3 separate regions of the Homo sapiens genome follow, and all the other regions are linked to region 2. A link is a loop called in an ENCODE intact Hi-C map of the cell type or tissue named here. Cell type or tissue: Caco-2. All regions are shown on one strand.

The links. Hi-C counts contacts between places; a loop is a spot of excess contacts. Peaks named below come from ENCODE experiments on the same cell type or tissue, not always from the same donor. Only the 100,000 strongest peaks of a DNase experiment are listed, where the experiment ranks them.
Region 1: it touches region 2 in a loop (24-fold over the local background); 7 of 110 quality-filtered maps call a loop at or near these places.
Region 3: a loop joins it to region 2, with 15 times the contacts of the local background. A loop is called at or near these places in 63 of 110 quality-filtered maps.

Annotation. Positions count from the first base shown.
Region 1 is chr17:65,987,094-65,989,593 of GRCh38, forward strand. The region is part of intron 17 of CEP112 (centrosomal protein 112); the gene reads right to left. Among named protein-coding and RNA genes, the nearest start is that of CEP112, 200 kb to the right of the region's middle. In Caco-2, a CTCF peak has its summit at 1,130 (motif pointing left); a DNase peak (open chromatin) is centred at 1,078.
Region 2 is chr17:65,455,061-65,457,560 of GRCh38, forward strand. It overlaps LINC02563 (long intergenic non-protein coding RNA 2563), which reads left to right and starts at 2,481. Exons shown (of 3, transcript NR_131984.1): 1 at 2,481-2,500. RefSeq lists an enhancer at 817-1,316. In Caco-2, a CTCF peak has its summit at 1,063 (motif pointing right); a DNase peak (open chromatin) is centred at 1,092.
Region 3 is chr17:65,555,262-65,557,761 of GRCh38, forward strand. All of the region lies in intron 2 of AXIN2 (axin 2), which reads right to left. Among named protein-coding and RNA genes, the nearest start is that of AXIN2, 5.1 kb to the right of the region's middle. RefSeq lists an enhancer at 1-710. In Caco-2, a CTCF peak has its summit at 1,298 (motif pointing left); DNase peaks (open chromatin) are centred at 1,310 and 2,288; H3K4me3 peaks cover 1,798 bases.

The sequences.
Region 1 (2,500 bases), 530 kb after region 2:
AATATACCATCAAAATAATCTAATATCCAGAAGAAAATATCAGAAAAGTATGAGGAATCGTAAAGAAGACCGTCTCTATGAAATACAAGGTAAAATCTTAAGAATTAGCTAAGACAAAAAGAGAACAGAATAATATTTAAAAGGGGATATGATTAAGATGAAAAATAGAAAAGAAGCAAAAATGCAGAGCACAATAAAAATTCATAATGGAAGTGGCAAAGAGCAAAAATGCAAATCAGTGATGTTGTAAACCATCCCATATACTCAGAGGACAAAAACAACACATGAAAATATGAGAAAGAAACTAGAAATATGAAAGAATGATAAAAGAGCTACAAAAGTGAAAATGGAAAATAAATGCTAAAAAAAGGAAAACAATATTAGAAATAAACTAAGCTTAAACTTTTTAAGGGAAAATTTAAAATGTTGATGTCTTACTGTATCCTAGCACAAACAGAAAAAAAGAGAATTACATCTGATTCAGATTTCTGGTTTCAAAATGGCGGCATAGAAGCTGGCTTCACTCTCCCACACAGAAAACCAAAAACAAACAGACAGCACTGAGATTATCACCAGCAATATCACAGAACTCAAATATGAGAATGAGGCAGTTCCCAGGACCACAGGGAAGTAAAAAACAACTCTGAGCAGAGAGTAGGAGAACCACACTTCCATGTATACAATGTCCCTCCCCTCCAATCTGCCCAGGCATACAGAAAATTTCCCCTCGACCCAGAGTTTCCACACTAGAAAAAGATCAAGGTGGACAACCAGCTTCTCCAACATATTGGGTTCCCTGGCAGAGGACCTGTCTCTGCCTTAAGCCACAGGAAACATTGTGAGTTCCTGAAGGGAGAAATATTCCTGAGGATAGCCAGAGACAAAGGGAGAGGTGAGTCTATCATTCTCAGTCCTGGAAACTCTGTTCTGTAACTTGGCCAAAAAAGACACCAAATCAGAGTGACTGTTCAACAGCCCAGGTCCCCTAGGCACAAACTCCTAACCCGCCTTCCCACACTACTAGGATATCCCATTTAGGACTTTCCATATTCAGGACAGGTGGCACTCTGATTGTTTACTAGAACCAAGCAAAACCTGGGCTTAAGGTGCCATCTAGTGACAAAAAGGAGGCAGTGATCTAGCGAGATAAGAAAGAAAGAAATCAACAAATCAATTATAATGAATCACTAAAGCAAACATATCCAATAAAAAACAAAACAAGTCAGGCAAGGAAAACTGAATAAATAACTAATCCTTCAATGCAAAGACACAGATGAACATCCTCAAGAAACAACAGCAAACAACGAACCATGAACTCCTCAAAGAGACAGAGCAAGGAACCAGCAACTGACTAGTATGAAATGATATGTGAACTCTCTGACCAAGAATTCAATATAGCATTTTTAAGAAAACTCAGTGATCTCCAACATAACACAGAAAAGCAATTCATAAATTATCAGAGAAATCTAACAAAGAAATTAAAATAATTGTTAAAAGATCAAACAAATCTTAGAGTTGAAAAATACATTTGCTGAACTGAAAAATTCATTTGAGACTCTCAATAGCAGAATGGTTCAAGCATTGAAAGAACCTGTGAGCTTGACAACTGGCTACTTGAAAACACACATTGAGAGGAGAAAAAAGAAAAAAGAATGAGAAAAAAAGATCTCCTACAAGATACAGAAAATTATCTTAGAAGACAAAATCTAAGAATTATTGGTGTCCAAGAGGGAGTTGAGAAACAGTGAGAGGTAGAAAGCTTATTCACAGAAATAATAAAAGAAAACTTTCCAAAACTTAAGAAAGAGATAAATGTCCAGGTACAAGAAGGTAAGAAAGCACCAAACAGGGCCAGACGTGGTGGCTCACGCCTGTAATCCCAGCACTTTGGGACGCTGAGGCGGGCAGATCACCAGGTCAGGAGATCGAGACCACCCTGGCTGACACATGGTGAAACCCTGTCTCTACTAAAAATACAAAAAAATTAAAAAAAAAGCCAGGTGTGGTGGTGGGCACCTGTAGTCCCAGCTACTTGGGAGGCTGAGGCAGAAGAATGGCATGAACCCAGGAGTCAGAGCTTGCAGTGAACCAAGATTGCACCATTGCACTGCAGCCTGGGAGACAGAGTGAGACTCCATCTCAAAAAAAAAAAAAAAAAGAAAGAAAGAAAAAAGAAAACACCAAACAGATTTGACCCAAATAAGACTATCCCAAGGCCTATAAACATTGGGCACTCAAAGGCCAAGACAAAGAGAGAATCCTAAAAGGAGCAAGAGAAAAGAAGCAAATAATTTAAAGAAGCTCCAATTCATTTGGCAACAGACCTCTCAGGGAAAACCATACAGCCCAGGAGGGAGCAGGATGACAGTTTCAAAGTTCAGAAAGAAAAAAAAAACTGTCATACAAAAATGCTATATACAGCAAAACTATCCTTCAAATATGAAGGGGAAATAAAGTCTTTCCCTGACAAACAAAAGCTGAGAGAATTCACCAACACCAG
Region 2 (2,500 bases):
ATCACTCCCAGGCAAACTGGGGCCACTGATCACTCCAGCGGGAAATCGTATACTATCGTGGCTTAGGTCCTAGATCTGCTACTCACCAGCCACTTGACACCATTTACCCTGTCTAAGCTGCACTTACTTCAACTGCAAATATATACTCCCCTGTTCTGATATCACCGTGAGTATGAAGTGAGTTAGTGCATGCATGTGTGTTCAGTAAACCATGATGGCAAACAAAAAAAAAAAAGGTCATTATCACTTGGTCCCCTACATAAAATGATGCAACGGCTGGACATTGTGTGACATTACAACATAGATAGGATGAGAGGAAATTACCTAGAAGGTTGTCATGTAATTATAAGGTTACCACATAATATAATTTGTTGTCTAAACCAGGACAGTGTTGAGAGTGGAAGGGGCACCCAATAATGACATTGGCATAACAGGAGTAAACCAAGCCCATCCTGGGCAAGCCTGTACATAGTGTCAGGGACCACAGGGTAACATGGCGTTAAGGCTGGCTTCATGGGTGTCAACCTGTACAGTCACACACGGCCTCACACTCAGAGGGCCGTGTGCTTGGTTTCATGCTCTGATACTTCAGAGCGTGAAAAATTGCTCTTGAAATGCCGTCTTGAAATTCTTAATAATTTTTCAATATGGGGCCTCACGTTTTCATTTTGTGCTAGGCCCTGCAAATGATGTAACCGATCCTGCTTAGGGAGAATCCTACTGGGCAGCGAGACCAGATGGCATGACCTCTGAAACCCATTCCAGGCCTAGGCAGCTAAGCTTCCCCAAGGAGAAAGTTTCAGTTTTAACATCAGCTAGTTCAGATCCCCTGGAGTTAAAAATAACAGTCCATGATGAAGGAAAGGATGGAGGCTGGGGTCCCCAGGCGTCCTCCCTGCCCACTCAGAGCAGATACCGGCCTGCTGTGAGGAGCCTGCCAACACAAGCTCAGAGGTGCTGCTCAGGTTCCACCTCACGCCTGTTTGAACTCTGATTTCATCCGTGGCCAACTTTTCTGCAACCTGGTAAAGGCTTGGGCAACTCAGCAGCCAGATGAACCCTAGAGGGCACTGGAGTGTTAGCCATCCCTCAAAGTTAAACTTACCAATCTGGCAACCCCCAGCCCCACTAATGCTGCGAATGCCATTTATGGGGCTTTCAAGGGCAATAACTGTAAAATCCAGCTCACTGTCTTAACAAACCAGAACAAAGCCGGGTGGCATTGCCAGAGAACTGCAGCTGCTTGCACTGCAACTAAAAAGTCGATCTTAAACTCTGGGGCGAACCCTAGAAAAGACAGCAAGAAGTAAACCAATAGAAAAACCACTCCAGGTTTATTCTGGAGAAGGGAAGGGGCCGTGGACACTGACCGTTTTCAGGTTGCACCTCCCAGAGCCCCAGTCATTCCCATTAGTTACAACAGACTTTCCCAACCCCAGTGCTACTGACTTTTGGGCTGGATCACGCTTTGTTGTGGGAGCTGTCCTGTGCACTGAAGAATGTTTAGCAGTGTCCCTGCCCTCTGCCCAGAGAGGCCAGTACCACTTCCCCCACTCTCCCACACATTGTGACAATCCAAAACTGTCTCCAGACTTTGTCACATGTCCCCTGGGGTGCAAAATTGCTTTCAGTTGAGAAGACCTTGTTTACGGCATAAAAGATCGTCTACATGAATGTTGATTATGGGAATCAAATGAGTTTAGAATGGTTCATCCTCTTAGGACAGTACCTAACAAGTTAAGCACTATATAAGTATTTGTTAAATAAATGAAAAGATTGCACCCCACTACCCCCACCCAGCCCACATGCCAGCAGGAGCGCCCCACTCACCCTACATAGCAATCATTCCATGCGCTTCTCTGTGTCTCTACAGCACCTCCACCTCTATTTTTTGCTTTTGCCTCTATTTATAGCTCTGCCACTTGCTACCAGGGCAAATGTCTTCACTTCTCTGAGTTTCTCAGCTGAAAACAGAACATCTTATTCATCTCATGGAATTGTTTTGATAATTAAATGTGTTCCTGTATGACAGGCACCTGCAACAGTGGCTTGCACACAGTAGGTGCTCAGGGCCTAATGAAGAGGTATTGTTTTTACCACCCAACATTGCCTGACAGGTGTTTGAACAAAAAATGCACCTACATTGCATGGACACTGTGTGTGTGTTTAGGACTAGAAACTTGGCACTGGATTCCAAAGAACAACATGGGATTTTTCTTTCTCTTCCCTCTCTCGCTTATAAATGAGGGCACAGCTGGGTTCTGTGATAAAATGCCCAACTCCACCTGCTCTAGATGTTGCAAAGGTAAGTTTGGGCTCCTATAATTCTGCTCTGTGACACACCTGCTTCTGCAGCTCCTTCCTGGGGTGGGGAGTGGGGTGGGGACACCTGATCATAGGGTGAGCAAGCGGCTCACCAGGACCGAGGGGGTTTCAGGGAGGTGGGACTTTCAGTGCTAAAACCCAGAATGTGCTGGCCCAACCAGGATAAGTTGATCAC
Region 3 (2,500 bases), 100 kb after region 2:
TGTTCCATTCATTTTACTAACTTATTAAGCCCATCCCAGATGCCAGGTACTCTGCAGAATGAGTGAGTGTGCGGGAGAGGGAAGGGGGGAACTTAAACCTTAGATGGGATCTCTACATTCCAAGAACTAGCTGGAAAAACAGACTTCAGTTCAATAAGAAAGTTGAGGCATGGGGGTCAGGGGGCCACTCTAAAACCTTACAATGGAAAATGGGCTAAGCCAAGAGTCACCCTTTAAAAGTGACATCCCAACCTGGTTGTCCTATTTACATCATCATTACTAATTATACTAATTATAACACTTTGCGGCGGTTCAAAACGTTTCTCTCTACAAAAGGCTTTCATGTTTATTATTTTGGTCCTAATAACAATCCTATGACACAGACAGAAGGAATGGTGCCCACCCATTTTACAGATGGGCACATGCCATTCAGAAAGGCTTCAACACCCAAGCAGTAAGTGGTGGACCGGGCTGGAATGCAAGCCTTTGAATAAGGAGTCAGCAGACCTTTCCATACACTGTGCACACACTCGAATATCTTGCACGTTAAAATGATGTGAGATCATCTGGCTATGTCTTAAATTCTCTTTAAATATGCCCAGTTAAGACATATGAGCTTCAGAGAGTCCTTTAAGATGCTTCATCTCAACCCAACAGTGGGAGAAGGCACACGTGAATCTCGTATGGAAACTCTCAGGTCAATGACAAGCTGTCACCTCTTTATCAGTGATGTCCACGGTTCACAGCCAAGAAGGCAGCCCTGGAAAACAGGAGCTTCTGTCCCTGCCTTCTGGATCTCAAAAGCTTCATGAGTTGCATCCTGGTAATATCCCAGATGAGGCAAGCCCAGGCTGAGTCGCAACTGCCCACCCACAAAGGGGAGGGTTCACAGCAGAGCCCTGCCTGGGGAGGGCGTCCAAAACCACACACTGTGCTATTTACGAAGGTGACACTCTGGTCCCGGCAGTGGGAGACACAGAAGCCCCAGTCAGGAGGCCCCTGGAGAAGCAGCCTTTACCACGGCTCTTAAGTAGTCTCAGCTCTGGCTGCCAGGCTAGAGGGCAAGGAGGCCAGCGCCAGAGGCTTACCCAAATGGTCTCATAATGGGGCGGGCAGGCGTAGCAGGTGCCCGGCGACTGACCTACTGCAGAGGCCAGACCCAGGATCTTCCTCCCAGACAACTTGACTCCACAAGCATAAAGACACTGAAACACCTCCCTGGAACCTGTGTTTCCTTGCAAAAGTCAACCTGGTTCCACTTAGGTGTAGACCAGATGTCTGAGTAAAACTGGTTCCCAAGCCACAAGCGCGCCCCCTGGTGGTTGGAGAACAAGCCCTTCCTCTCCTCGCCAACAGTCAACTCTCTCTGCCGCCCCTAAAATCATGGCCCGCTAGGCTCAGACCTGGCCACCCTGAGAGGCTCAAGATCAACCATCTGGTGCCCACCTCTCTTCCTGCTGCTGGGCACTAGAGACCACATCCTACAGAGAAAGGGAAATCCAGAGGCAGCTATCAGACCGCATCCTGGGCCCCTAACACACAGAGAAATTCACACAGAGAGCAAGATAAATCATTCAGAGAGCAGTCAAGTGCAGCCCCATCCCCTGCCTGTCATAAAACCACACCCCGGAATTAAGAGGCTCATTCTCTTTTCGGATATTTGGAAGTCGGGAGGAGGGGAGAAAACAGAAAAACTCATTCTAACAAGAGGTCTGAAGTTGCCTCCAAAGGTCAAGAATCTTAAGACTTGGCCATTCTGCAAAGAACTATTTGTCTTTGAAGCCTCAAAGAGAAAGTACTCCAGGGCCCCAGTACTCCCGGGCCAAGATCTCTTCTCCATCAGCACTAACAAAATAATCAACTGAAGTCTGACCCTCGGACTCATGAGCATTTAAAACCTGGATTAATATGCCAGCAAGCTCTAAAGGTAAGGGTCCTTCATTTGGGAAAGTCACAGGACCTTCCCTAGTTAGAGGCCTTTCTTGCTGGGTAAATATCTAATTCTACAAAGGGAACCACAAGCTCAGTTAAGCCAATTGCTGGCTCTTATCTTAACAGAAAAGTTCAAAAAAAAATCCCACTTACCCCTCAATGGGTGCACATATTATTTCCTGTGCCTCCACCACAACCCAGCTGCCTCCCTAGCCACATTAATTCCACCCTCTACTGATTAGTGGTGAAGTGACCCCTTCCAAAACCGGCGCTTAGTGGATCTGGTGACTCAGAGGCATCAAAAGCTGCTGTCCTCTCTCTCTCTCTCAACCTCTTCTGAGACACTAGCCCGGGATAATAAGTAACCCACATTAGTGAATACTGCTTGCCACTGTTTGAAGTCAGCACTGGAAGACTGCAGGTATTTACTGTATGTGCATCGCTTTCCCCCTGTTTCAACAACAAAAAGCAAGATCAAAAAGGGTTCATGGCCAGCAGTCCTAACTCAACAGACCTGTCAGTCTCTGCAGCACACCCATCCACCCATCCACCATACTTAAAACATCTG